Linked DNA regions of Homo sapiens: regions 2, 3, 4, 5, 6 and 7 are each linked to region 1. The links are chromatin loops, found by intact Hi-C in ENCODE. Cell type or tissue: PC-9. All regions are shown on one strand.

Region 1 (4,000 bases):
GCTCATGCCTGTAATCCTAGCACTTTGGGTGGCTGAGGCAGGTACATCACCTGAGGTCAGAAGTTCAAGATCCGCCTGGCCAACATGGTGAAACCCTGTCTCTACTAAAAATACAAAAATTAGCTGGGCGTGGCGGTGCTTGCCTATAGTTCCAGCTACTAGGGAGGCTGAGGCAGGAGGATCTCTTGAACCTGGGAGGTGGAGGTTGCAGTGAGCTGAGATCACGCCACTTGCACTCCAGCCTAGGTGACAGAGCAAGACTCTGTCTCCAAAAAAAAAAAAAAAAAAAAACAAAAAAACCCAGTCTCACCATTAACCTGCTGTGCAACCTCAGAAGTTACCTAATCTCTCTTGGCCTCAGTTCCATGTGTGAAAATGGCAATAACAGTTCCTGCTTCATACACAGAATTTTGGGAAAGATAAAATAACACATGCAAATACTTACCACAGTACTAAAATTTGTCTGCACAGTAGTCATTTGGGAAGCATCAAAAAACACTGATAACTTGGCATGCAGTTCTAGGCTTAATCTCACACAAACACAAACACACACACACTGATACTTGTGTACTGTGATACTTGTGATTTAGTTGGTCTGGGGTGTGGCTTGGGATTTGTAATTTTTTAAAGATCCATAGGTGATTCTAATGTGGAGCTAAGTTTGAGAACTACTGATTTTGCACAATCAGAATGCAATATAAGGTAGCAATTATTATTCTGAATATCATCAACAGCATAACTTGAGAAAGTCGTCAGGTTTACTTTCAGACGCAGATGGAACCACCTTAGGACCATTATAATTTAGGTAAAGGTACAAACATTTTTGTACCCTTAAGCTGCAAGCAGTAAGGGGAAAGAAAACCACCTCTTTCATACTGAAGATTTCAGTAACAGTAAAGGTTCTGTCCCGCCTAAAAGATATTACGATATTAACACCAAGGTGGGGCCGGGCTCGGTGGCTCACGCCTATAATCCCAGCACTTTGGGAGGCCGAGGTGGGAAGATCGTTTGAGCGCAGGAGTTGGAGACCAGCCTGGGAAACACAGTGAGACCTCGTTCCAAAAAATTTTTTTTTAAAAAAATTAGCCGACCGTGGTGAAGCGCGTCTGTAATCCCAGCTACTCGGGAGGCTTAGGTGGGAGGATCACTTGATCCTGGGAGTTTGAGACTGCAGTGAGCCGTGATCTCCGCCACTGCACTCCAGGCTCGGCGACACAGCAAGACCCTGATCCCCTATCCCGTTTCCCCGCAAAAAAAACCACCAAGGTGGAGTAAGGGAAGTAAGTTTGAGGAATCAAAGGCCACCCGTTCCAGTGCATTGAGAAGGCAATGTTAATTCTGCGACTGAAAGTCAACGACCGTTTCATTAACATGACCCCATAGATGGGATGTTTCTGGGACCTATTTAAGTGCATAAGCATTGTATGAGCTACTGGGATTTACAAATACAAACACGAACTGTGCCTCCCCACAAAGATCGTACAATTTAATAGGGAAAATCCTCCAAAGATAAAACGCAGGTTAGAAAAAACATTTAAAAGGCGTGCGGCGTCCCAAGCGCGGGTTACCCGGGGCGGCCGCCATGCGTGCGGGCGGCGCCAGGGACTCGGCCTCAGGTTCCCGCTGACGCCCCGCATGCCTCCGCGGGGCCCGCCCGCCCCACTCCCAGCCCGCACCGGCGCCGCTCACACTGCAGGATGATCTCCTCGAACGCCTGTCTCTGCAGCCGGTCCCGGCGCCTCAGTTGCTCCGAGATGTGGCGCTTCCAGCGGGGGAAGTCAGCGGCGCGGAGGCCCGACGACATGTCACTTGCTGCCCCGGCACCTCAGCGCCACCAATGCGAGCGAGGGCTGACGGCCGCAGCCTGCAGCATGAAGCAACCAGCAGAAGCGGGAATGCCGGCAATCCCGGAGCTCACCTCCACACACTGGCAGTCCCCGAGGCCATCCGGGACGGTCTTCCGGCTCATGCCGGAAATGATTTTCGAGAGGGCCGGAAGACCCGCCCCCTCACCCGAAGCACGGGCTCAGGAGCCGGTGCCTACGCAGGGCGCTCGCTAGTGACGCCAGCCTGTAGCCGGAAGCGTCAGCTGCAGAGAGGTGGCCGCTTGGGGGCGTCCGGGCCCTGCGCAAGGCCCAGCGCCGGGCGGGAAGGAGGCAGGAAAGGGGCCGTTTCCGCCTGACTGCTTACTTTTCTTTTGCTGCTTTTCAACCCTTTTCGTGTTTTTTTTCTTGGCCTGTCTCCCCCCACTTTTATTTTTAATCGCAGTTTAGGAACAAATGGGGTTCCCTCCATAGTAGCTCTGTGGCTGTGGATGAGTGACAGCCTACCTAAGCCTCAGTTGTCTCATCTGTAAATGGGGACAGTAATGATACCTACCTCAGAAGGTTGTCACGAATAGTAAAAAGAAAAACCCATGTAATGCAGTCAGCACTGTGCTTGGTACAGGGGAAACCTAAGTTTACAAAGACACCTGGTGTCTTCCCAAGGCCTACCCTGACAGCAGGAGCATTGCCATCTTGGACAACTGCCACCATTTTAAGTTCCCCTTGATTAAGAAACTGCCTAAATCCAACCCAAAAACATCAGCCTAATGGCTAATGTCAGCATAACCAGAAACATTCCAACCCTAAGATAAACCCACTTCCAACCAGAAACATGCCAACCCAGAGATAGCCTCCCCTCCGGCCAGAGACTTTCCAACCCTGCAATAAACTTTCCCTCATACAGAAACATTACGAACCTGCAATAAGCTCACCGCTTCGTAAACCCTTAAACACCCTTAGTGTGTAAGAGAAAACGCTCCTGACCAAAATCGACAAGAAGCCCCTCTCAGGTTTATTCTCCAAAATAAACCTGTCTTTGATTGTTAAGCTGCTTTTCGTGTTTCTTTCTTGTTTCTTAACTCTTACATACCTGAAGTCAGGGTGCGTTGGGAAGAGTGTCCCACTGAACTTGGAAACAGGTTTTGTGGTTTGTTTGGGGTTTTTGTTTTTGTTTGCAATGGAGAAGAGAACTGGAAACGGGAGCTAAGAAAGATGTGAATTGTGTATCAGAGTTTGTCTTCATTGTTAGAATCCTAGAAATTGTGGCCTGACAATAAATGGAGCCTTAGAAGGTAATCTGAGGCTGTAGATGTTGAAAGGGGGAGATGAAGACACACTGGCTCCTGAGAAAGTTGTGTCTGTGAACAAGCTCAGTAGAATGGAAAACCCAGTTCTGTAATAGAGTTGCTGGAGCTCCATCTGCCTTTAACAATTAGTGAATTTACTGCATGAAAATGGAGCCAGACAAAGTAGTTGGCCAAAAGAGGAAAGGAATATCAGAAACTACCTTCTCTTCCAGTGTGTCTCAAGTCCAGAGGAAGGTCCTTCAGAGACAGATAAGAAGAACTTAGGCTGAGGAGAGGAGGACAGTCAGGCTTCTAGCACTGTAGTTGAAGATGGTTCACTGGTAGTCAGTATTGAGTGGACCTGAAGTCGTTGGAAGGATCCAATGGGATCAGAAATAGAAGTGACTTCCTCACACGCTGAAGAAAATGAAAAAGTTCTGAAAGTGACCGAGAATGCCTTCAAATGCAGCAGTGGCACCACCCTTAAAAGACCATTACACCAAATCTTGACAGTTGAGCATGTTAATTTCCCACATTTATGATTAAAATATGTTTCCAAGGTTGGGCATGGTGGCTCACACCTGTAATCCCAACACTTTGGGAGGCCAAGGTGAGAGGATCACTTGAGCTCAGGAATTTGAGACCAACCAGCCTGGGCAACATGACACAACCTGTCTCTACAACAATACAAAAAATTAGTTGAGTGTGGTGGCGTGTGCCTGTAATCCTAGCTACTGGGATGGGGCTGAGGTGGGAGCATCGCTCGAGCCTAGGAGGTCAAGGCTGCAGTGAGCTGTGATAGCACCACTGTGTTCCAGCAGCCTGGTCAACAGAGCAAGACCCTGACTCTCTCTCTATATATATAAAAATATGTTTACAAATTTGCAG
Region 2 (4,000 bases), 400 kb after region 1:
AATGTCCTTATTCTAAAAGCAGTTCTGTTAATATTAGCTGGGTTTTCTGCAGCCTCTTGTTTTTTCATGTTCAAGTTTTCAAATAAATACACATTTGAAATGTAACAGTAATAAACAAAAATGCCTTACATAAAATACCTTAATTAACTGACTCAAAAATATCATGATTCAAAAAAATAAACATGCCTATTTATTAACCAAAAAAGCTGTGGTACCAACTGCTTACAAGACCAAATATAGGGAGAGGCTAGGATTCCAAACCCCATCCTGAGTTTGACCCCATCAACTGTGTTCCAATAACCCACAAGTCTTTTTCTTCCCCCTTGAAAATAGTGACAGCCTTAGTGTTTATATATATATACATATATATGTATTTTTAAAGACAAGGTCTCACTCTGTCGCCCAGGCTGGAGTGCAGTGGTGTGATCTTGGCTCACTGCAACTTCCACCTCCCAGGCTGAAGCGATCCTCCCACCTCAGCCTCCCCAGTAGCTGGGACTATAAGCGGGTGCCACCACACCCAAGTAATTCTTGTAATTTTTGTAGAGACAAGGTTTTGGCATGTAGCCCAGGCTGGTCCCCAACTCCTGGATTCAAGCAATCCGCCCACGCTGGCCTCCCAAAGTGCTGGGATTACAGTCATGAGTCACCGTGCCTGACCCTAATGTTTATGTTTTTAAAGTAACAGTTAATTAGGCAAGTACAAGAACCTAAAGGCCAGTCTATGAAATAAAATACTACTTTATTCTGAGGCAGATTTTTCATTGACTTCACGTGTATCTTAAGAACAGATAAAATGTGATAAAAGGCAATAATGAACTATATGCAAAAGAAGTGGAAGTGTAATTTAAAAGCTAAATTAATTTTACTCATGCAAAGACAGGAAGGGAAAAGTCTGTGGCCAAAAAAAGTTGATTAATATGTTAATTATCAGTCTAGGCTTTTAGCAAACAGACATATTCTCATTTAACTGTCATTTAAAAAACCAGCAAGGTATGCATTCATCCTTTGGCTGAATGCCATTCTTTATCAAATTCAGCCATTTGATGTAAGGGAAAGTTCTGGGTACTGTGAAACCCAAGGCAACACAAACACGGATTCAATCCACTATGCCTGGCTCTAAAGATGACATTCTGTGAGGTTCAGAGCATAGTCTCACTCACATGAGTTCTTTAAGATTTGTGAGGTTGTTCTTACAAGGAAAGTCTGGGGAGAAACTGTATTGTGTGTTTATCACATCTGAGTGCAGGTTGCTGATTCACAATGACCACCTGAAGAGCTCTAAAAAAAGAGGAAGCCAGCCGGGCACGGTGGCTCACCCTTATAATCCCAGCACTTTGGCAGGCCAAGGCGGGCAGATCACGAGGTCAGGAGATCAAGACCATCCGGGCCAACATGGTGAAACCCCATCTCTACTAAAATACAAAAAGTAGCTGGCGTGGTGGCACGCACCTGTAGTCCCAGCACTCGGGAGGCTGAGGCAGGGGAAATCACTTGAACCCGGGAGGTGGAGGAAGCCTACTGAAGATAGGAGATACTGGAGAATATTGATAATTAAAATGAGGCTGTGGCCCCCTCTGCTGGTTTGTTTTAGAAGCAAAATTCTCTTTCCATCAGTGACTGCTTTTTCAACGAAGACTTCCCATTTTCCCATTTTATGCATGGGGAATGTGTAGCTAATGGATAGTTATTAATTTTTTCTCAGTATACAAATTATATGAAATATGTAAATTAAAAAGTAATAAATGAAAATGAAATAAGTATAGGACAAAAATGAGCAATTATGAGAGGAATTTCCAGAGTGAGGTTTAGGTGAGCAGTAATTTTCATAACCTCAGTGAGTATCCTCAATACTTTGTTCAACGTTTGTTTTTCTTCCCCTTCAAGGTATATGGATTCCTTAAACTCTACTCCTAGGATGACCTATCTCCCACACCCTTATAGTGAGGTTTTTAAAGTCCCTTCCTTTCTTAGATCTATAAATAGAAGATGAGATCCAAGGGAATATTTAAGTCCAAACGGTCTGACCTCATTTTCAGAGCAACCTTTTCCCTAACAGCCTATCCTCAAGTCCCAAAGCTTCTTAGCTAGAACCCACAGTTAGAATTTAAGGAATGTTTTAAAATCTATTCACCAATTTCATCCAAATTGGAAAAAATTTCAGGCTGCTCCATCCATCCTTATCAACTTTTGAGACAAGCAGAGGAAAACAGAATTGCACCAGATCTACAAGTTCCCAAACCCAGCTTTCAGGCACCAATTCTTTGTTATTATTATTTTTAAATAATATTTTAAACATTATTATTTTAAATTATTATTTTTTTGAGACGGAGTCTCACTCTGTCGCACAGGCTGGAGTGCAGTGGCGTGATCTCAGCTCACTGCAACCTCCGCCTCCTAGGCTGCTCAAGTGATTCTCCTGCCTCAGCTTCCCGAGTAGCTGGGATTATAGGCACCCACCACCACGCCCAGCTAATTTTGTATTTTTACTAGAGACGAGGTTTCACCATGTTGGCCAGGCTGGTCTCCAACTCCTGACCTCAAGCGATCCACCCGCCTCAGCCTCCCAAAGATCTGGGATTACAGGCGTGAGTCACCGCGTCTGGCTTCAGGCACCAATTCTAAAGGACAGTCCTAAAAGTTAGGTTTTACTGTCATGTTGTTTTCACCAGGGCTGGAAGGCTCTGAGGGAAAGAGAGAATCCTACCAAGGGTACAGTAAGGTTACCACCTGCCTCTCACTGTGCGGGGTCTCACGCTCTTCATGATGTCCCACAGACATTTCAAACTCAACCCAGTCAACACTCAATTCCCCTCAGCCTGTGCCATGTTCCACTGCTTATCATTTCACAGCAAATGGCAACACCATCCATCCATCCTGGTCCCCAAGCCTGAGACCTTTCCACTCTTCTTGTCCAGTTAATTCTATCCCCTACATTTCTGAAATCCATCTAACTCCTTTTCATCCCCACTACCAAAACCCTATTCCAAGTCACTGGTATCTTTTACCTAGTCTATACTGCAGCCTCCTCACTGTTCTGCCCTCCTGACAGGACAACAACCGGAACTTCCATCCTTGCGAATGTATTCTATTGCAGACAACATGGTTTTATAGCCACTAATTTTACATTCACAAATAGAAAATAATTTTAGGGCCGGGCGTGGCGGTTCACACCTGTAATCCCAGCACTTTGGGAGGCCAAGGCAAGAAGATCACCTGAAGTCAGGAGTTCAAGACCAGCCTGGCCAACATGGCAAAAACCCCTCTCTACTAAAAATACAAAAATTAGCCAGGTGTGGCGGCATGTGCCTGTAGTCTCAGCTACTCAGGAGGCTGAGGCAAGAGAATCGCTTGAACCCGGGAGGCAGAGGTTGCAGTGAGCTGAGATCACGCCACTGCACTCCAGCCTGAGCAAGAGTGAGACTCCATCTCAAAGAAAAAGAAAAAGAAAAAAAAAATGTTAGTTTCATCACTGTTGCAAAAAACATGGGCAGCCTATACTGTTTGTTATTCCTGAAACAATATTCCCCATCCTTTCTGCCATTCTTTCAAAGCCCAAATTCAGATGTCACCTTTTCAGAGAAGCTAGAGTGCAGTGGCATGATCACAGCTCACTGCAGCCTTCAACTCCTGGTCAAGGAATCCCCCTGCCTCATTCTCCCAAGTAGCTGGGACTATAGGTGGGCACCACCATGCCTGTTTTTAAAATTTTTTTTAGAGATATGGTCTCGCTACGTTACCCCAGCTGGTCTCAAACTCCTGGCCTCAAGTGACCCACCTACCTCAGCTTCCCAAAGTGAGCCACCGTGCCCAGCCTGCCTTGCATGGTCCATAATGCTAGATAAAAATAGCCGTGGGTAACACAGAAGGGTGGAAAGAAAACAGGCCTGCCTTGAAATCCCAGCATCCCATAGCAGAAAGCTATGTAACACTGGGAAATGTTCTCAATCTCTGTGCCTTGGTCTACTCATTATTGGTGAAACTGGTATGTCACCTCATA
Region 3 (4,000 bases), 700 kb after region 1:
GAAAGCATCTTACGGTTTTACGTTATCAATAGGATCAATGGCAATGAGATCTAAGGACTTGATAGGTCTACCCCTTCTCCACAAAAGCAATTACAATCAAAGGTTTCATTCAGAGAAGTTGAGTCCATACAGTAACGGAGATTAGAGCTAATCTTTAATATGAGCCCATTAGATTATATACTACTGTACTCAGCTCCAGCCACTGGACATCTGGAAGGATTCTGGCAAACTGGAACATGTCCTTAAGAGCAATGTGGTAAAAAGTGCAGATTACTAGAGAGAGCAATGTGGTAAAGACTCCAAATATGCAGCAATGGCCTAAACACCGCAGAATTTCTGAATGAAAAACAACATAAAAAAATAAAACTAGGGGCAGGAGTGCTGTTTTCAACTGCTAATTTCAAATGAAAGAAAGCTTGTTTTTCTTTTTTTTTCCTGCAATGCTAGAGGGCAGATGTTAAAAGATTCTGGCTCAATACAATAGTTAATAATTCAAAGTAATTAAAATGACCCAGGTTCTTCAATCGTAGAAGAGGTAAGAAAAAAAAAGAGGGCAAGTTTAATTTTTCTCAAGAGGTGCTTGAACCAAGGTTACACAACAAACCTGGGATAGCCCTTCCTTTGTGTCGGGAATTAGTTAACCTCAGAGTCTCACTTTCCTCATCTGTAAAAGGAGACAACAAGATCCCCTTCACAGAATTGTTAGAGTAGAAATAACATATGAGGCTGGGGGTGGTGGCTCATGCCTGTAATCCCAGCACTTTAGGAGGCAAGGTGGGTGGATCTCTTGAGCCCGAGTTCGAGATCGGCCTGGGCAACATGGCGAAACCCCGTCTCTACAAAAAATACAAAAAAATTAGCAAGGTAGGGTGGCACATGCCTGTAGTCCGGCTACTCTGGAGGCTGAGATGGGAGGATTGCTGGTGCCCGGGAGGTTGAGTGGGCAGTGAGCTGTGATGACACCACTGCACTCCAGCCAGGGTGACACAGCGAGACCCTGTCTCAAAAAATATATATATATATGAAAAATACCTAGCAAGATCCCTGTGGAAGTCCATTATTACCATTCTTACTGCAGACTCCCAAATGATTTGGGTAGGCTTGAGCTAGATGACCCATAAGATGTCTTCTTAGGATGACATTTGATTTGTTCAAATCAGTGGAGGAAGGGGTATAAGGGTTCCAGAAAGCTCCACTGAGGCAGGATTTGGATCTGGAGCTAGTTGTTGCAGGGTTTACAATAGAGATGAAATGGGGCGGCAGCGGGGGAGAGGTTCGTAGAGGGACAGGCTCAGTTAAACAGCAGGATAGAGAAGAGGTCGGGCAAAGACTTTCTCAAGTAGCAGAGACCTCTCAGCAACCAGAAAACATTCCTGAGGACCTACCTGCCTGGAGTGTTGGAAATCCAGTATTCCCTGAATTTGCACAGTACTCTCTGTATTGGAAACACCCCAATTTCCCATCAAAAGCACCAGGTCACAACCTAAACTAATAGTAATTCCACTTTACGTTTATATCGCAATAGTTAGCAATGTTCACAAGCATCTTTAAGCATCGCTGAGTGTGATCTGACCCTTATCACACCCCGGCGTGGCAGCAGGGTCCTAGCCACTAATGTGGTTTGAGCAACAATGGCTTAGAGGCTGGGTAACTTTTCTACAGTCAAACAGATGGTAAGTGGTGAATCTGGGACTAGAAATCCAGGTTTTCGGATGAAGAGACAGTCGATTTACTAGACTACTAGAAGAGAGGAAGGAACATATTCTACCTCAAGATACAATCCTTGGAGGGGGATAAGTAAAGATACTTCTGCATTTTCTCTCTGTACCTCCAAACTGTTTGATGCTGAAACTAGAAACCGGAGCGGGCAGGAGAGGGCAACAAGTATACTTAGGTCTTGGCGAGTGTGTTGGAAGACGGGAACGGGAAGGGGAGGAGAAAGAAAGTAGGAAGAGTCTCAGGAAGATAATTCCTAAGCCAGCCTTCCACCGCGTCGAGGGCAGCAACCACATTACCTCATTGCATCCTCCAAACTCTACGACAAAGGGTGTTACCGTCCCCACTCTGCAGATGAGAAAACTGAGGCTCAGAGGGGAGAGGGAGTGTGTGGGGAAAGCTGGATTCAGAGGCAGCGCTGCCAGACTGCGGAAACACCCAAACCGCCGAGGTCCCCACCCCTCCACGTCGCAGGCAATCCGCATCCACCAGGGCGGGGCGTCCGAAAATCTCCCCCTACCGGGCGGCACAGCCACCCCTCCCCCGGGCCCAGCTCTTCGCCCTCGGTTCGGACGGCCCTGGGGTCTCCGGGACTCCGGTATCCATTGCTCCCCAGCCCCCTCCTCCCCGCCAGTCCAGGCCAGGTCCGGCCGCAGCCGGATCCCAGCAGGGAAGCCGGTGCCGCAGGGTTTGCGCCGCCCCAGCCCCAGCGGGGGCGGGCGCGGGGGAACTGTTCGGGGAAGGGGCCCCGGGGGCGGCCACGAGCCACTCACGCGTCGAACTTGTTGTTCATCCTCTCGCCGCCGCTGTCGCCACTGCCTCAGGGAGTGACTTCCGCTCCACCGGGTCCCTCAGCCTTGGGCCCGGGTACTTCCGGTTTTGCGCGGGGCGCAGCGGAACGTCGGCGCGCAGGCCCGGTTTGGAAGCGGCTATCTCGGGACGCCAGCTCAGGGCGGCTGCGCAGAGGGCTGGACTCAGCGGCGGAGCTGGCTGCTGGCCTCAGTTCTGCCTCTGTCCAGGTCCTTGTGACCCGCCCGCTCTCCTAAGGGAGCGTGTCCTGGCCCCCTCCCGCAGCGGCTCGGAAAAAAGGCAGCACCGCGTCGTTGACGGCGCGGGCTCTGGACTCGCTGCTTGGTAAAAACCTTCCTCTTCCTCCAGTGCGGGACGCACTCTCTGGTATCTCTTTTGACCTCCCGGAGGCTTTCCTTTGTCGGTCGCGGCGCCACTGTACTATGGCATACCTCGTTTTATTACGCTTCGCAGATAGGGCATTCTGAAAACAAATGGAGGGTTTGTGGCAGCCCTGAGTCCAGCAATTGTATCAGCGCCATTTTTCCAACAGCATGTGCTCACTTGGTGTCTCTGTGTTACATTTTGGTAATTCTCAAAATATTTAAAACTTTTTCATGATTTCTGTGTCTGTTATGGTGATCTATGATCAGTGATCTTTGATGTTGCTATTGTCATTGTTTTGGGGTGCCACATACAGCGTCTTTTATAAGACGTGGAACTTAATGTTGTGTGTGTTCTGACCGCTCCACCCACAGACCGTTCCCCATCTCTCTCCCTCTTCTTGGGCCTCCCTATTCCCTGAGACACAACAATATTGAGATTAGGCGAATTAATGACTCTGCAATGGCCTCTAAGTGCTCAAGTGAAAGGAAGAGTCGCACATCTCTCACTTTAAATCAAAAACTAGAAATGATTAAACTGAGTGAGGAAGGTATGTCAAAAGCCGAGATAGGCCGAAGGCTAGGCCTCCTGCGGCAAACAGTTAGCCAAGTTGTAAATGCAAAGGAAAAGTTCTTGAAGGAAGTTAAAAGTGCTACTCCAATGAACACACGAATGATAAGAAAGCGAAACAGCCTTATTGCTGATATGGAGAAGGTTTTAGTGGTCTGGATAGAAGATCAGACCAGCCGCAACATTCCCTTAAGCCAAAGCCTAATCCAGAACAAAGCCCTAACTCTCTTCAACTCTATGAAAGCTGAGAGAGGTGTGGAAGCTGCAGAAGAAAAGTTTGAAGCTAGCAGAGGTTGGTTCATGAGGTTTAAGGAAAGAAGCCATTTCCATAACATAAAAGCACAAGGTGAAGCAGCAAGTGCTGATGTAGAAGCTGCAGCAAGTTATCCAGAAGCTTTAGCTAAGATCATTGACGAAGGTGGCTACACTAAACAACAGATTTTCAATGTAGATGAAACAGCCTTCTATTGGAAGAAGATGCCATCTAGAACTTTCATAGCTAGAGAGGAGAAGTCAGTGCCTGGCTTCAAAGCTTCAAAGG
Region 4 (4,000 bases), 200 kb after region 1:
TAAATGCAGTTCCTGCCAACAGCCACTCTTTCCGTGGCAATTACGTGGCAGCTTCTTCCCAGCTCCACGTTCTGTTCCTCTTCCTCTCTGCTTCTTCAGCCAGTAGTTCTCTGAACTAATGTGCCAAAACAAACAAACAAACAAACAAAAACACCCCACCTGGTTGGTCCCAGCTTCATTTCCATCAGAATCTGCTTCCCAGCATGGTCTTCCTCCTGCCCCCTCCTCCTACTTGGCCGGACTGGGTCTCAGGAAGCCCCAGGTTTTCTTGACTGCATCCTCGCCAGCTCCTAAAACTATGGGGAAACATCTCTGAAATGGCTCCCCACTCTTGCCCTTCCAGCAACTATCCCTGCCACCACCCCTACCCGGAAGCATCACCTCTTCCCTGGACCATTCCAGCCTTGCAGGCTACCCGAAGCAGGTGTCTTTCTCTGATGCTCCGCCACTCCGTGGCATATCAGCACTCCTTTATCTCCCCCACTCTGCCCCGCCCCCGCCCTAGCCTGCACAACCTGCCTGCTCTTCTCTTAGAGCCTTTTCCTATCACGACTTGCACTATTTTGTGTGCACCTCTCTTCTCCTCTCATTAGATTCTCACCTCTGGGAAAATGCAGATCTGTCTTGTTCATTGCACGCTGCAGCAGCATCCGGCTCATGCTGCCAGGCAGTACGCACCTGTCTTTGTCAGCTTAGGCTGCCATAACTAAGTACCATAGACTGGATGGCTTCAGCAACAGGCATTTATCTTTCATAAGTCTGGAGGCTGGAAGCCCAAGATCAAAGTGCCAGCATGGTCATGCTCTGAGGAGGGCTCTCGTCCTGACTTGCAGGTGGCCGCCTTCTCACCTTGTCCTCCTGTGGCCTTCCCTCCTCTCCTCCTTTTTTTCTATGGCCACCAACCCTGTCAGGTTAGGACTCCATCCTTGTGACCTCATTTAACTTTAATTACCTCCTAAAAGCCCAATCTCCAAATACAGTTACACTGGGGGTCAGGGTTTCAGTATATGAATTTCAGGGGGCGGGACATAACTCCCCTAAAGTACCCAGTACCAGTCCATAGCAGTACCCAATAAACATGTGTTGAATTAATAAAAATGGCCAATATCTATCTACCAGCTAACCACGTGGAAGCACTGCTATGCTCTCTACACGAGTTGCCTCGCTCAATCCTCATGGACAACCCACAAAGGGAAATCCTATTATTATGTCTATTTTACTGGCAGGGAAATTGAGACCAGAGAGGTTAAATAATTTGCCTGCAAGTTAGTGGCAGACCTGAGAATCTAGCTTACATCTGCTTGATCCCAAAACCTCTGTATACGCTACACACCTTAAGTTAAATGAGCTGGAACTTCTGCGCTGGGCTCTGCAATGCATAGGGCCTAGAGCCTCCGGCCTGCTCACCTATACTCTCCCCTGCATCCTCTCCTGTCTGGAAGCCTCCTGGCCTCCCACTGTTACTTTTACACAGACCATTATTGGAATTAGCACAGATAAAGAAATTACTGGGTCTAAGCCCAAGGGGCTGGTCCCCAGCACACAGAAGTGTCAGATGACCATTTTCAGGGTCCTTGGAGATGCGTGTGGCATGGACATTTAGAGGAAATTCCCTCTGGAACAGAAGCATGGGTCTCATCCTACCTTCTAGGTTTTTACTGTGAACTCAAAGATGGCTTGATGAAGCTGGGTGCAGTGGCTCATGCCTGTAATCCCAACACTTTGGGAGGCTGAGGCGGGCGATCACTTGAGGTCAGGAGTTTCAGACCAGCTTGGCCAACATGGAGAAACCCCGTCTCTACTAAAAATACAAAAATTAGCCGGGCATTGTAGCAGTTGCCTGCAATCCCAGCTACTCAGGAGGCTGAGGCAGAAGGATTGCTTGAACCCAAGACGCAGAAGTTGCAGTAAGCTAAGCTCATGCCACTGCACTCTAGCTTGTGCGACACGGCAAGACTCCATCTCAACAAAACAAAACAAAACAAAACAGAACAAAAAGATGGCTTGAAGCACACTTGCTGGAGGTGTGGGAGAGGGAACCAGGGCCGGGGTGGTGGTTAAACCTGTCAAACTGCACATCCCACCCCACCCAGAGGTGATTGGTCTCATTGCAATTGTGACCTAGTTAATCTCCCAAATCTTCAGTTCCAGATCTTCAGTTTGCAATCCAGACTGCAAAGAACTGTGCAGGTTCACCCTAAAGCCTCCCGTTCATCCCGTGACTCCCCTGCTGAGTGATTCCAACAGCTGCTTACTGCCTGTAGGACAAAGTGTGAAATCCTTGACAGTACTTACAAGACTGGAATCTGACCATTTCCTGACTTTTTCTTATTTCCATTCCACCCCTGAGAACTTGGCAGGAGTCCTTACTCCATACCTGGATCCAGCACCTCCTGCCAACTCTACCCATTGTAGCTGCAGCCCAGGGAGTGCCAGCAACTCAAACCTTAGCCTCCCAATCACACTCCAGCCCTCGGGCTGTGATTGCTTCCCCTTTCATCTCTGGCCAGCCCCAAGCCCTGCCCTGACCACCTCCTGTTCCCTCCTCTCCATCACACACATCTGCACAACCTTTGTCCTCCCCATGCCCCTCAACTCCCTCACAGCTCCTTCTTCTCCCGCCACACCCAGCCAAAGGGGCTGCTGGTGTGGCCAGAGAAATGCCTCTGCCAGGCAGCGCAGCCCAGGACAAAACCCGGCTTCCCACTAGCATGGAGACCAGAGCCTTCCAGCCTCTCCCCTGCCTTCTCCGTTGGCTGCGGCACCAAAGCCTGCATTTTTCCAGTGGACCCCGCTTCCCTACCTCACCTCCCCACGCTCCTCAGGCTAGCTCACTTCCAGAAGCCACCAAACATTAAAGCCCCTCACTATTCTGCCCACAGATGCTAGATGGGTCTCCCAGGCTGCTTTCCAATGCGTCCACACCCGCCTCCATCCCATTGTCCCCAGGGGCTCCTCCAGATTCTCCCCTCCTGTGGCTGGGATTGGCTCCCACAGCCACCCCCACACCTCTGGATTTTCTCCCTCTCCTCCCCACCCACTCCTTCCCCTCATCCTATAAGCGAGCTTAAGATTTTTCCATGTTATAAAATAAAAACTTAAAAAATCCTCCCTGACAAAGGTTCTCAGTCTTGGCTGAAAGTCTGAAAGGCCCCACCCCAGACCAATTAAATAAAAATCTCTAAGGTGGGGCCAGGACCTCCCCAGAAGAGTGCCTTGGGTGGCCAAGACTGAGAGCCACAGCTCCCTGCCCTTTCTTCTTGTCTGGGTATCACCTGGGTGATTTTGGAATAAATTGGGGAGCTTTTGGAATAAATTGTCCTCACTCAGCCTCCTACAGCAGCCTTGTCCCCACCCCCAACCCTCCCACCAAAACCTTTTGCAGCAGCTTCTTTCTCCCAGCACCCCATCATCATCATGACCCCTCTACAGTGAGCAACCCTGCAGGCCTCTCCCTCCCTCTCAAAATCCTTCCTGTTGCTCCCCCAAGTTCTACACCTTCCTCCCTGAGCCCCCTTCTTCCCAGGCTTTTGTCCTTGGTCATCCCTTTTGTCTCCTCCATACTCTCCCAGAGCATTTTCCTCACTTGTGGCTTCCAAATCTGTATTTCCGGTCCTGACCTCCTTCAGATCCACACTTCCTGCTGCCTGTGAGGACACCCTATAGACACTTAAAAGCTCTGTCATCTGAATTTTCTATCTTTACACCGAAAACCTGTTCTTCCACACACATCGCCTATCTAGATTGCTGTCACCAAACTGGCTTCTCCCAAGCCAGAAACCACCAACATCTTCATCTCTGCCCCCTCTCTCACCACCCACATCTGATGGATCATCGAGTTCTGGAGCTCCTTGGAATCCATTCCCTTGGCGGCAGCCCCACAGTCCCAGCCTTCTTTGTTGCCTGGACTATTTCGAGAGGGCCTTTGCTAGCCCATCCTCCTCCCGCCTCCTCCTCCAGGACACCCCACTCGCATCTCTGACTCTGTCCCTGCATGCCT
Region 5 (4,000 bases), 650 kb after region 1:
ATAACAATAAAAATCATACAAATAAAAAACAATACAGCAGGACAACTATCTACATAGCATTTACATTGTATTAGGTATTATAAGTAATCTAAAGATGATTTAAGTATATGTAGGTTATATGCAAATACTACACCAATTCATTTATTTATTTATTTTGAGATGAAGTCTCGCTCAGGCTGGAGTGCAGTGACCCAATCTTGACTCACTGCAACCTCCGCCTCCCGGATTCAAGTGATTCTCCCACCTCAGCCTCCTAAGTAGCTGGGATTACAGATGTGCACCACCACGCCAGGCTAATTTTTGTATTTTTAGTAGAGACGGGGTTTCACCATGTTGGCCAGGCTAGTCTTGAACTCCTGACTTCAAGTGAACCACCTGCCTTGGCCTCCCAAAGTGCTGGGATTACAGGCATGAGCCACCACGCCCGGCCTACAGCAATTTATATAAGGGACTTGATTCCATGGATTTGGTATGGGAGTCCTAGAACCAGTGCCTCCTCAGATACTGAGGACTGTAGTTCCATATTATCTTGTTAGTGGTTACCTTCAATTCATTTTATTTGACTTTTAATTAATTAATTAAAAAAAATAGAGACAGGGTCTTGCTGTGTTGCCCAGGCTGGTCTAGAACTCCTGGACTCAAGCTGTCCTCCCGACTTGGCCTCTCAAAGTGCTGGGATCATAGGCGTGAGCCACCACGCCTGGCCCTAACCTTAAATTAAAAAAAAAAAAAATTTTAGCCTGTATTTTCTTTCCTTTTTTTTTGAGATAGGGTCTTGCTCTGTTGCCCAGGCTGGAGTGCAGTGGCCCAATCACAGCTCACTGCAGCCTTGATGCTGGGCTTAAGCTATTCTCTCACCTCAGTCTCCTGATTAGTTGGGACTATAAGCGCATGGCACTACACCCAGCTAATTTTTTTTTTTTTTTGAGACATTCTCGCTCTGTTACCCAGGGTGGAGTACAGTGGTGCGATCTCGGCTAAGTGCAGCCTCCGCCTCCCAGGTTCAAGTGATTCTCCTGCCTCAGCCTCCCGAGTATCTGGGGTAACAGTTGCCTGCTACCACGCCAGGCTTTTTTTTTTTTTTTAATTTTTAGGAGAGACGGGGCTTCACCATGTTGGCCAGGCTGGTCTTGAACTCCTGACCTCAGGTGATCCCCACCCGCCTCGGCCCCCCAAAGTGCTGAGATTACAGGCCTGAGCCACCGCGCCCAGCCCGACCGGCTAATTTTTAAATCTTTTGTACAGATAGGATCTCACTATGTTGCCCAGGCTGGTGTCAAAATCCTGGGCTCAAGTGATCCGACTGCCCTGGCTTCCCAAAGTGCTGGAATTACAGGCATGAGCCATTTAGAAATAAAATGGGCCAGACGTGGTGGCCTGGACCTGTAGTCCCAGCACTTCGGGAGGCTGAGGTGGGAGAATCGCTTTAGCCCGGGAGGTGGACGTTGTAGTGAGCCGTGATCGCGCCACTGCAGCCTGGGCGACAGAGCCAGACCGTCTCAAAAGAAAAAACATAATAAGAAAAAAAAAAAGTTATGATGTGTCTCCAGATTGGGGTGTGCCACTGAGGCCCATTCCGTGCACCCCAACTTTATTTTTTTTTAATTTTTATTTTATTTTATTTTTTTGAGACGGAGTCTCGCTCTGTCGCCCAGGCTGGAGTGCAGTGGCGCAATCTCAGCTCACTGCAAGTTCCGCCTCCCGGGTTCACGGCATTCTCCTACCTCAGCCTCCCCAGTAGCTGGGACCACAGGCGCCCGCCACCACGCCCGGCTAATTTTTTTTTTTTTTTTTTTTTAGTAGAGACGGGGTTTCACCATCCACAGGATGGTCTCGATCTCCTGACCTTGTGATCCGCCCGCCTCAGCCTCCCAAAGTGCTGGGATTACAGGCTGAGCCACCGCGCCCGGTCGCACCCCAACTTTAAAGATGAGGGTCGGTGCAGGTGAGGAACCTGCTCAGGGTCCCCCAGCCCCAGCGCCGGGTCTACCCACGACTGGGAGCGGAGGATGGCGGTGAGTAAAAAAAGAAACCTTCCTCATTCACTGACATTCCAGGGGAGGACGATGGGGACTTCAGCACACCCTGGGATTGCTGCAGGCTGGGGTGTCTCTCAAGAGTTTCGAGTTTAGATTCTCTGGGAGACCAGCCGGCGCGGAGAAGGCTTAAAAGCCCAGCCGATCGCAGACCGTGCGCGGGGCAGGGAAGCGAGGGCCGGGAGTGCCCTCCGGTGGCGAAAGCCAGGAATTACCGCGCACCTATTCTGGACCAGAGTAAAAATCGCCTGGAAAACGTCGAAAATCGTAGACTCTCAAGGGTGAAAGGGGATTTAAAGAGCACTTACTGCAACTCTCCCATCGTATGTCTGGGGACTGTCAGCGTTACAGATCTTGGCCTTCACAGGGACAGTACGGAGAAAGGCAAGCAGCCGCCAAGGCCGGGGTATCCGCCTGCACTTAGCGGGGCTCTCGGAAGCCGGCCTGGGGATGAGCCAGGCGTCCTCGGGCCTGGTGCTGGCGCCTGGCGCGCCCTCTGCTGGATACCGCCGCCTTGTCAGTGACTCGAAATTTGCTCAGAACCGATTTTTTTTTTTTTTTTTTTTGATATGGAGTCTCGCTCTGTCGGCCAGGCTGGAGTGCAGTGGCGCAATCTCGGTTCACTGCAACCTACGCCTCCCGGGTTCAAGCGATTATCCTGCCTCAGCCTCCAGAGTAACTGGGATTACAGGCGCGCATCACCACACCCAGCTCATTTTTGTATTTTTAGCAGAAATGGGGTTTCACCATGTTGGCCAAGCTAGTCTCGAATTCCTGACCTCAAGTGATCCTCCCACCTTGGCCTCCTAAAGTGTTGGGATTACAGGCGTGAGCCACCGCACCCGGCCCCGAACCGAATATCATACCCACAGCATTATTCATTCAGCAATGTTTTTCTGGTACTGAGGAGCCACGTCCTTACGGCGAGAGGAAGCTGGGGGGCCACAGAGCAAACTGTCTGATCACTTGGTTTCTAATCCTTCCCTCCCTCCCTCCCGCCCTCCCTCTCTCTCTCTCTCTTTTTTTTTTTTTTAGACAGAGTCTCGCTCTGTTGCCCAGGCTGGAGTGCCGTAGCGCAATCTTGGCTCACTGCAACCTCCGCCTCCTGGATTCAAGCAATTCTCCTGCCTCAGCCTCCTGAGTAGCTGGGATTACAGACCCATGCCACCACGCCCGGCTAATTTTTGTATTTTTAGTAGAGACGGGGTTTCACCATGTTGGTCAGGTTGGTCTCAAACTCCTGACCTCGTGATCCACCCGCCTCGGCCTCCCAAAGTGCTGGGATTACTGGCGTGAGCCACCACACCCGGCCTCTTTTTTTTTTTTTGACGGAGTCTCCCTCTGTCGCCCAGGCTAGAGTGCAGTGGCATGATCTCGGCTCAGTTGCAACCTCTGCCTCCCAGGTTCAAGAGATTCTCCTGCCTCAGCTTCCCGAGTAGCTGGGATTACAGGTGCGTGCTGCCACGCCTGGCTAATTTTTTTGTATTTTTAGCAGAGACAGGGTTTCACCATATAGGTCAGGCTGGTCTCGCACTCCTGACCTCAGGTGATCCACCCACCTCAGCCTCCCAAAATGCTGGGATTACAGATGTGAGCCACTGCACGCGGCCTGGCCCCTAATTCTTTAACATCCCACTAAGACAGGGGGCTCTGGCATAGCATCTGGGTGTCTGACTCCATCACCTCTGGGGAAGAAAGCAAAGGTGGTGAGAAGACGCTGGAACCGGCCAGCCCTGGAGGCGGGGTCGGCTGGGGCACCTCCTTCCTGGCCTCTGCGCCTACTAGACGCCTAGGCTGGTAAGGTGCTTCCTTATCTGTAAAATGGGACCACAATGATCTGGCTATCAGGGCTGGGAAGGCTTGAATGAGCTTATGTACTCGGAAGAGCCTGCTGGGCCTGAAGGGGAAGGGCACTGTGGGAAGCGTGGTGTCAGTGCCAGGACTTAGGGAGAAAAAGAGGCCTC
Region 6 (4,000 bases), 490 kb after region 1:
TTCTGTAAGGCATTATCACTCATTTTATTATGAGACTAATGAGATCTGAGAGCTTAGAATAACCATGATCTTCTGATTGCAAATCCTGTACTCTTTAAACTACTGTTCATCCCCTCTACATATTCATGGCAAAAGTACTGAATCAGACAAGGATGGGAGCAGAGGTCTTGACAAGCCCCCCATGATTATGTTAATCCAACAGTCTACAATATGGCTAAAGCTAACAATAAACTATCTACCTAGTCTGTTCCCAATTTCCTCATGCTACACACCTTTAATTTTTTTTTTGACAGGGTCTCACTCTGTCACCTGGGCTAGAGAGTGCAATGGTGTGATCACGGCTCACTGCAGCCTCGACTTCTTGGGCTCAAGCTATCCTCCCATCACATGATGGCCTCCCAAGTAGCTGGGACTACAGGCACATACCATCATGCAGGTCTAATTTTTGTACTTTTTTGTAGAGACATGGTTTCACCATGTCTCCCAGGCTGTCCTGCCTTGGCCTCCCAAAGCACTGGGATTATAGGCATGAGCTACCACACCTGGCCTTAACGGTTTTCATTAATATAAATATAACTACGTATTCCCAATGCCACATTCATAAATGAGAAATTTTAATTATTGATATCTTTAAGTTTTTAACAGAAACAGTGATACAAAGCTGACTGTTAAAATTACTTAGTTTTTAAAACAATCTGCAAGTCAGTCTGTGAATGGTATTTACATATTTAACATTTGTTTATAAGAAATATTTACCACTGCCCGGTACAGTGGCTCATGCCTGTAATTCCAGCATTTTGGGAGGCTGAGGCGGGTGGATCACGAGGTCAGGAGTTCAAGATCAGCCTGGCCAACATAGTGAAACCCCATCTCAACTAAAAATACAAAAATTAGCCAGGTGTGGTGGCACGCACCTGTAGTCCCAACTACTCGGGAGACTGAGGCAGGAGATTCACTTGAACCCGGGAGGCATAGGTTGCAGTGAGCCGAGACCACACCATTGCACTCCAGCCTGGGTGACAGAGTCTCCAGCCTCTGAGACTCTGTCTCAAAAAAAAACAAAAAAAAAAACAAAAAAAAAAAGACATGATTAACACTATCAGTTATAATCATGCTCTGGAGAACTTTTTTAGCACTTGTAGGACTTGGAACTTGTAATAATTTTCATAGTACCAATTCATGGTACCATGAATTGGCATTATTTTCTCCTCAGATGTTAATACCTACTGGTAGTTTGTAAGGTAGTACCTTTAATCAGCTAGGAAGCTCATCTTAACAGTATAAATTCTTTAAATATAAATTATGTATTTAAATACAAATTTAAATACAAATTATGATTAATTCATCATAAACAATGGAATCCTGTTCCTTTATTATGTTCCTCTTCAGTGGCTACCTTAACTGCAATTTATCTGAGTTATTTTTTTTTTTGTTCTCATCACAAAACAAGAAAAAAAAAAAAGGACTATACAGCAAAAAGGCCAAATGAATAAATTAGTAAATTAAGAACATTCATAGTTTTGGCCTTTGTTCTCTGATACAAAAGCAAAGATTTTAGCATTTGCCCTATTTCTTCTCATCTGTGAGATGCTATCTACACTAGAAAAAGAGTTAGTAGATTGGTTCCTAACTTGAGTCTTCAGTTCACAAATTGGCCTTAATAAAGAATATATGCCTTGCAGAGAACACACAGACCAAGTCAAGTAAATCCTAATGGCTGTATTCATCATCTCTGGTTTCATGCAGTAGAGACTTCAAATAACCGTGGAAGTTTAAATGCAGGAAATGCTGCAGCCCCATCTACTGGAGAGGTGCAGGTAACTGAGTCAATTTTTAATAAATTTATCCTTATGTGTGTAGGTAAGAACCTTACCTACATCTTTTCGTCCTGGTTTTTCAAAACGTCTGTCACCCCTGGAAAAGAAAAAATAAGTTTCAAACAAAGTCTCACAGTGATATAGATTTCCTATCTGTGACACTCACTTTCCCATTTTTCTAAAAGCATTTCTTCTTCAAATTACAAAACAAATAAATACATAGTTATTGCCTAATATTTCGAAAATATAGAAAAGCACAAAGATAAAAAGAAAAATATCCATCCCCTCACCTACCAAAAGCTGTTTCTATTGACCCAAAATATTATTTTTTAAATTAGATACATAGTATACAGTTTTATATACTGCTCTTAGAATGTGTTTTCCCACATCATTAAATATTTTCAAAAACACCTCTAATGCTCATATTAATATCCTACTTTGTGGATATACAATTATATAAGGCCAACATCAATCTGTTTGGCTTATTTCAAATTATTTTGTATTATAAATATCATCATAGTGAACATTCTTGTACAGATATCTTTGTGCAATTGCCCCCACTCATCTTGACAGACTTCATATAAAGCCACAAACAATATAGAGAGAAGATACTTTTACTAATACCAACAAACAATAACATGACAATTTGGTATTTGCTATCAAATACCAAATCAAATTAACTATGCTGGCACTCATATATTAACCTATCTATCTAGAATCCGTCTTCCTTTAAATAAGAATCATTTAAAAATTTCTAATGTACAACTTGATGTTCAATACTTAAGAGCATTTTTTAAAATGAAACCCTTTAACTGTACAAAAACATTTCTCCCCGCAGAAAGCAAAAAATATAAGTTTTATATGCCAAGAAATTTTTATGCCAATATGTGGATCCAGTTACCTTTCCTCCCAGCTCTGCGATCTATGCATTTCTCTGCCACCTCCTCGACCAAAAACACCCTCTACTTCATCAAAACTTCTTTGGTAGAAACCACATTCACCTCTGCCTCTGCCTGAAAATAAGAAAACAGAAAAAAATGATAGTCAGATGTCAACATGTGGCACACATTCACCACCATAAATTAATATCTAAAGTTCTATCTCTATACAAGGCAGGACATCTACATTTAAATACTGAACGAGGCCTGATGATCTTGACTTATGAGACCAACAATGGCATTGAAGTAGCTGGACCACAAGAGGCTGAAAGAAACAAGTTAAAAAAACTAACATAATATAATGCAATAGACCCAGTCCTGAACAAGAAAGTATCAACTTTAAGTTCTTTAACGAACAGTTGAATAGTGAAATTCTAAGAAGTTCAATAAAACACTACCGTAGATTAAATATTTTATTGTTTTATTTTCATAAAAATGGAAGAAATCTTGGTTTAGAGAGTTTAAGAAGACAGGGGCTAAAGTTAAAAAGTCAAGCATAAAAGTTAAAATAATTTATCTAATCCCAGAGAAAGGATAACTTAATAGCATCAATTCTAAAACCATCAAACCTCATGAATGCCATACAGGGTATATTACAGAGTAACCAAAGGTACAGTTTACTCTACACCCAAATCTTGAAGTTAAAAAGAAATGTATCAGGACTAAACTTGAACCAACAAAGCTGGTAGAGTGTCTGGGCATAGGGATTGAGAGGCTCTCTCTGGTGGTTCAAGCATAAACTGGCCTTTACTGAAGGCAATTTGGTTAGATCTATTGACATTTGATTCAACAATTCTACTTAGGATTTATCCTAATAGAAATAGTTGTACAAAAATGCAAATATATATGAAGATGTTCACTGTAATTAAAAAAAAAAACTAGAAATCTAATCAATAAAGGATTAGCTACATAAATTCTGATAAAATACAGTAGAACACTATGATGCCACAGCAGATTAAGCACGGACATTATTCTGTTCAATAACAAGAACATACTGAAGAATGATGCATATAAAAATTATTCCATTTATATAAATGATATAGCTGCACCGTTAGGGTCAAGAAGGCTATATATCCAATTGTTAGGTCTGGAGGCAGAAGACCGTATGCACTTTTAGCTTCATACTTTATGTACAGTTTTCCCAACAAACATTTGTATTCAATACACAGGTGAGAAAATGAGAGGAGGGGAGGAGGGGTGGGGGTCCAAGGATGTATTTGTAACTAGGTGAAATCTTAGCCATCG
Region 7 (4,000 bases), 580 kb before region 1:
TTATTGTATGGAAGTTACATTTTAACACAATGCTATGGTTCGGATGCCATTTGTCTTGAAATTTAATTGCACATGTAATTGTTAGGGGGTGGGGGCCTAGTGGCAGGTTTTTGGGTCATGGGAGTGGACACCCCATGAATAGATGAATGCCCTCTTGAAGGAGTGAGTTCTCACTCTCTGTGAGAGCGGGTTGCCTTTGCACCTGCCCACTCACCTTTCTGCTTTTCCACTGTGTCTCGAGATAGCACAAGGCCCTCACCAGAAACCAAGCAGATGCCAACATCATGCTCTTGGACTTTCCAGCCACCAGAATTAGGAGCTAAACAAACCTTTTCTGTATAAATTACCCAGCCTTGGGTATTCTGTTTTAGCAACGCTAAACATACTAAGGCAGATAACTTCCTCCTTTTTTCTGGCTTCTGCTGTTACTTTTAAAAGAAAAACTACCATACTCTCAGGATAAAAAAAATACTGTACTGTCTTAAATTTTGCTCTCTCCATTTAGGTCTATAAACCATCTGGAAATGTTTCTGCACAGGCATGGAAGGAGAGCCAATTGTACAGATGTACAGCTGCCTCCTTGTACTCTATCGAATGGTGCACTCTCCCCACTGCATCAGTGGTGTTCAAGCTTGTTTAGCAGCAATACTCTTTATCACTGGGCAGGAAATCAAGTCACCATTTGCTCCACAAAACAGTTTGAAGACCACTGTTCCAGAGAAGGCTTTAGCACGGGTTGGATTTTGGACAGCATAGCAGCTCTCTCCTGTTGATGGGACCCCGGATGGTGAATTCCTTTGGCAGTTGGACTGGGAACAGTTTGGAAGTCCTGGTTTACCTGCTCTGGGGACACCTAGACTATTCTGATGGCCTGAGCATAGCAAAAGCCTTCCCCACACTGCCCCTCTCTTCCCCTACATGTTCTTAGACATGGGGCTAATTTCTCCTTTTTGACCAGCAGCCAAATTCTGTTCCAGGCCTCACTGGGCTCCAGTTGCAACAGTCCAAACTTAACTTTGGTAACTTTAAGTCGCAAAGGGAAGGGCCTGGAATAAATGTCAGTTCCTCCATGCGGCCTTTCTGGATTGTCTCCAGACTTGCACACCCACCCTCCTGTGCCACTGTAGCACTTGCACCCTGGCTGCAGTCCTCCCTCTGATGTGTGTTGTGGTTAGGTGCCTTTCCCTTTAAGAAGTGTCCTGGCCTGGCACGGTGGCTCACGCCTGTAATCCCAACACTTTGGAAGGCCAAGGTGGGTGGATCACGAGGTCAGGAGTTTGAGACCAGCCTGGCCAACATGGTGAAACCCCATCTCTACTAAAAATACAAAAATTAGCTGGGCGTGGTGCTGCGCACCTGGGCTGAGGCAGGAGAATCACTTGAACCCAGGAGGTGGAGGTTGCAATGAGCCGAGATTGCGCCACTACACTCCAGCCTGGGCGACAGGGCAAGACTCCATCTCAAAAAAAAAAAAAAAAAAAAAAGAAGAGTCCCTGGAGACAGATGGGACACTCTAGGCCTCCCCTCACCGCTTGGCACAGTGCCTGGCCTTAGGCACGCTGTCAGCATGCGTGTGGATGAACTCCGAGTGAAGACACAAAGCTAGTTTCCGACCCTTTGGGCCAGTGGGCTGTCAGACAAACGTACTTGGGGGGAAATCGGAAATGAAGTGGCTCATTAAGGCCAAAGTTCCCTTTGCCTCATTGTCTTGGTTCTGGGCTGTCACCACCTTACAGTCACAAGTCTACTCCAACGACAGTGGAGGTTTATTTCAACGGAAGGAAACAAAAGGATACTAGTTATTTTACAATAGTGTTTTTCCTACAAACTAAACTTCTTACAAACTAAATTAAAAAGGGCTTGCATTTGGCACTAAGAAGACAGTTTACGTCTTATGTTTGGACCACCTAGGACATTCCTTGGGGTGAAGCCAGAAACCCATGCTGACTACAGCTATCCAAGACTGTGAGCGTCTCCAGGGCTGCCCTCCTGACCCCGGGATCCGGGTCCAGCTGTAGTTCCTGGAGGGCTGAGAGAGAACACAAAGAGGGAAGGTTCAGGCCCCGCCCAGTCAGGACCACATGCTGCATGCCCTGGGCAGTGATGGCAGGCAAGGGCCGCAGAAGGTGGGCAGGGGCAGACGGGGAAACTCCTGTGTGGGAAAGCAGAGGACTGCAGGTGGAGCTGTTTCAACACACATCATAGCTCTCAGGGCTTCAGTAACCACCCTAACAGGGACAGAAATCACCCACAGAACCTGATAGCAGCATCAGGCCAAAAGCATTTCATAAGAAGCTATGAATGGGAGAAACAGCCCAGGGAATGAAAGGGACTCCACCCATCAATAGCTGTCGTCCTGGAAAGGCCTCCCCAGGTGCATCTCTCTGCCCTGGTTGCACTCCCACCCCCCCGAAACCCCACAGCAAAGGGTCCTCTGGCTCTTCCCTTGAAGCAGTTTCTCTAAGCTCCCCTAGTGAGTTGGTGAGTCGTGGACTCAACATCTAACACTCTCCACTACTCACAATTCCGTAATGCTGGGAAGTCCAGCTTTTTCAGATAATGTGTAGACATCTGCTTCATAATAATTCCTAAAACAATAGCCAAAGAAATGCTCATCACGCGAGTATTAGGTCAGCAGGCAAGTCGTCCTGTGGTTTACTTACTTTACGTTATGAGAGCATTGATGAAAGATTTTGTTGAGCCCACGTTGGCAGGGAGGAAGCCAAAATCAAAACGGGATAGAAAGCACAGTGCAGGGCTTAGACCTGAGCTCTGGTCTCAGCTTGCCACATGCCTCCCACTCATGATCCACCCTTCCCCCGAGTGCCGGGGTGGACTAGAGGGCCTTCAAAGTCTATCTTGAGTCAGGAGACGTCTCTCTGCTCACCTGCCAAGTTGCAAGCAGCGATTCTGATTCTTGACAAGTTATTTTTAACATAGGCCATTGTTTCTAGCAAGAAGCGGTAGAGAACAGCCGGCTTTTTCCGAGTCTGCAAAAAGTAAGTGATACACACAGCTTTGGAGGATGAGACCCTGACAATGGGCTGTCATTCATCAAGCGTGTTCCCATCACCAAGATGCATCAGAGAGGGCAAGCGCCCATCCCAGCGTCACACAGCAGGTGAGTAGCTGGCAAGTGAAGGACCACTGGCCACCAGTTATATTTTTCATATCCCATCTGACCAGAGAACCTGTGCTGTCCAACATGGTAGCCACAAGCCATGTGTAACCCTGCAGCACTTCAAGTGTGGCTGGTCTGAATTAAGGTAAAGTGCCCCCTGGGTTTTAAGATGGTACCCCAAAAATTGTAAAATATCACAATAATAGTTTTTATACTGATTACATGTTGAAATGATCATGTTTTAGTTATTTGAGTGAAATAAAATACATGAAAATTAGTTTCACCTCTGCACTTTTCTGGATGTGCCTACTAAAAGAAACATCAGACAGCTGAAATAGGCACATGACTTGCCTTCTATTTCTGCTGCACAGTGCCGGTCTCGACATGGCATGTGTGGAAGGTAAACATAGGGCCCCAAGAAAGAGCTGTGGCAATCTCGACCCCCCAGCTCCAAGCCAGCGTGTGGCCACCTGGGACGGGCTGGTTCCCCCTTTGGCTTCCTCACCAGGATGGAGCACATGGTTGTCTGGAAAACGGTCATCTTGTCATCAGTAGCGGTATCACTTGGCCCTGAGGGATGCTCCAGGGACTTCCAGCCCCAGAAGTGCACACACTGAAACATGGTAGCCATACAGGCCTGCAGGGACACAGGACGGCAGCAGAGCCATCAGCCAGGCCACGTGGTTCCCCAGAGGGGTGAGGCTGGCAGGAAGCCAGAGGGCAGCCCCAGAAAAGCCTCACCAAGCCAAAGAAAGGCAGGGCTGGTGGCTCCTGGGAGGCCACCTGGGACCTGGGCCCCTGCCAGCTTGAACATGGCTGCAGGTACATTTATAGAAAGCCCCTTGGGGGCAGATGCAGCCCCACCCGCCCCCTCAGCCA

The links. Peaks named below come from ENCODE experiments on the same cell type or tissue, not always from the same donor. Only the 100,000 strongest peaks of a DNase experiment are listed, where the experiment ranks them.
Region 2: a loop joins it to region 1, with 13 times the contacts of the local background. A loop is called at or near these places in 89 of 110 quality-filtered maps.
Region 3: a loop joins it to region 1, with 9 times the contacts of the local background. A loop is called at or near these places in 5 of 110 quality-filtered maps.
Region 4: it touches region 1 in a loop (5-fold over the local background); 18 of 110 quality-filtered maps call a loop at or near these places.
Region 5: a loop joins it to region 1, with 8 times the contacts of the local background. A loop is called at or near these places in 75 of 110 quality-filtered maps.
Region 6: a loop joins it to region 1, with 12 times the contacts of the local background. A loop is called at or near these places in 22 of 110 quality-filtered maps.
Region 7: it touches region 1 in a loop (8-fold over the local background); 3 of 110 quality-filtered maps call a loop at or near these places.

Annotation. Positions count from the first base shown.
Region 1 is chr2:233,249,632-233,253,631 of GRCh38, reverse strand. It overlaps ATG16L1 (autophagy related 16 like 1), which reads right to left and starts at 1,959. Exons shown (of 18, transcript NM_030803.7): 1 at 1,690-1,959. The coding sequence starts at 1,804. RefSeq lists an enhancer at 1,672-2,371. In PC-9, a CTCF peak has its summit at 2,113 (motif pointing right); DNase peaks (open chromatin) are centred at 341 and 2,001; H3K4me3 peaks cover 2,055 bases; H3K27ac peaks cover 3,516 bases.
Region 2 is chr2:232,850,872-232,854,871 of GRCh38, reverse strand. The region is part of intron 28 of GIGYF2 (GRB10 interacting GYF protein 2); the gene reads right to left. Among named protein-coding and RNA genes, the nearest start is that of SNORC, 17 kb to the left of the region's middle. In PC-9, a CTCF peak has its summit at 1,512; DNase peaks (open chromatin) are centred at 581 and 1,187; H3K27ac peaks cover 2,063 bases.
Region 3 is chr2:232,549,234-232,553,233 of GRCh38, reverse strand. TIGD1 (tigger transposable element derived 1) reads left to right here and starts at 2,677. Exons shown (of 1, transcript NM_145702.4): 1 at 2,677-4,000. The coding sequence starts at 3,352. EIF4E2 (eukaryotic translation initiation factor 4E family member 2) reads right to left here and starts at 2,545. Exons shown (of 7, transcript NM_004846.4): 1 at 2,490-2,545. The coding sequence starts at 2,509. MIR5001 (microRNA 5001) reads left to right here and starts at 2,661; the gene lies at 2,661-2,760. RefSeq lists a silencer at 2,165-2,534. In PC-9, CTCF peaks have their summits at 2,216 and 2,423; DNase peaks (open chromatin) are centred at 2,173 and 2,583; H3K4me3 peaks cover 2,831 bases; H3K27ac peaks cover 2,051 bases.
Region 4 is chr2:233,047,754-233,051,753 of GRCh38, reverse strand. No RefSeq gene overlaps it. Among named protein-coding and RNA genes, the nearest start is that of INPP5D, 11 kb to the left of the region's middle. In PC-9, a CTCF peak has its summit at 1,970; a DNase peak (open chromatin) is centred at 2,243; H3K27ac peaks cover 1,668 bases.
Region 5 is chr2:232,604,518-232,608,517 of GRCh38, reverse strand. All of the region lies in intron 2 of LOC105373929 (a long non-coding RNA gene), which reads left to right. It also overlaps a transcript of EFHD1 not described here. Among named protein-coding and RNA genes, the nearest start is that of EFHD1, 27 kb to the left of the region's middle. RefSeq lists enhancers at 2,433-2,602, 2,643-2,692. In PC-9, a CTCF peak has its summit at 2,334; DNase peaks (open chromatin) are centred at 2,267 and 2,537; H3K4me3 peaks cover 1,119 bases; H3K27ac peaks cover 256 bases.
Region 6 is chr2:232,759,310-232,763,309 of GRCh38, reverse strand. GIGYF2 (GRB10 interacting GYF protein 2) reads right to left here. Exons shown (of 29, transcript NM_001103146.3): 7 at 2,719-2,830; 8 at 1,874-1,914. Among named protein-coding and RNA genes, the nearest start is that of KCNJ13, 15 kb to the left of the region's middle. In PC-9, CTCF peaks have their summits at 1,613 and 1,818 (motif pointing left); a DNase peak (open chromatin) is centred at 1,789.
Region 7 is chr2:233,831,167-233,835,166 of GRCh38, reverse strand. MROH2A (maestro heat like repeat family member 2A) reads right to left here. Exons shown (of 42, transcript NM_001394639.1): 39 at 3,627-3,758; 40 at 2,888-2,990; 41 at 2,523-2,588; 42 at 1,749-2,029. The coding sequence ends at 1,908. Among named protein-coding and RNA genes, the nearest start is that of HJURP, 21 kb to the left of the region's middle. In PC-9, CTCF peaks have their summits at 1,939 and 2,141 (motif pointing right); a DNase peak (open chromatin) is centred at 2,216; H3K27ac peaks cover 708 bases.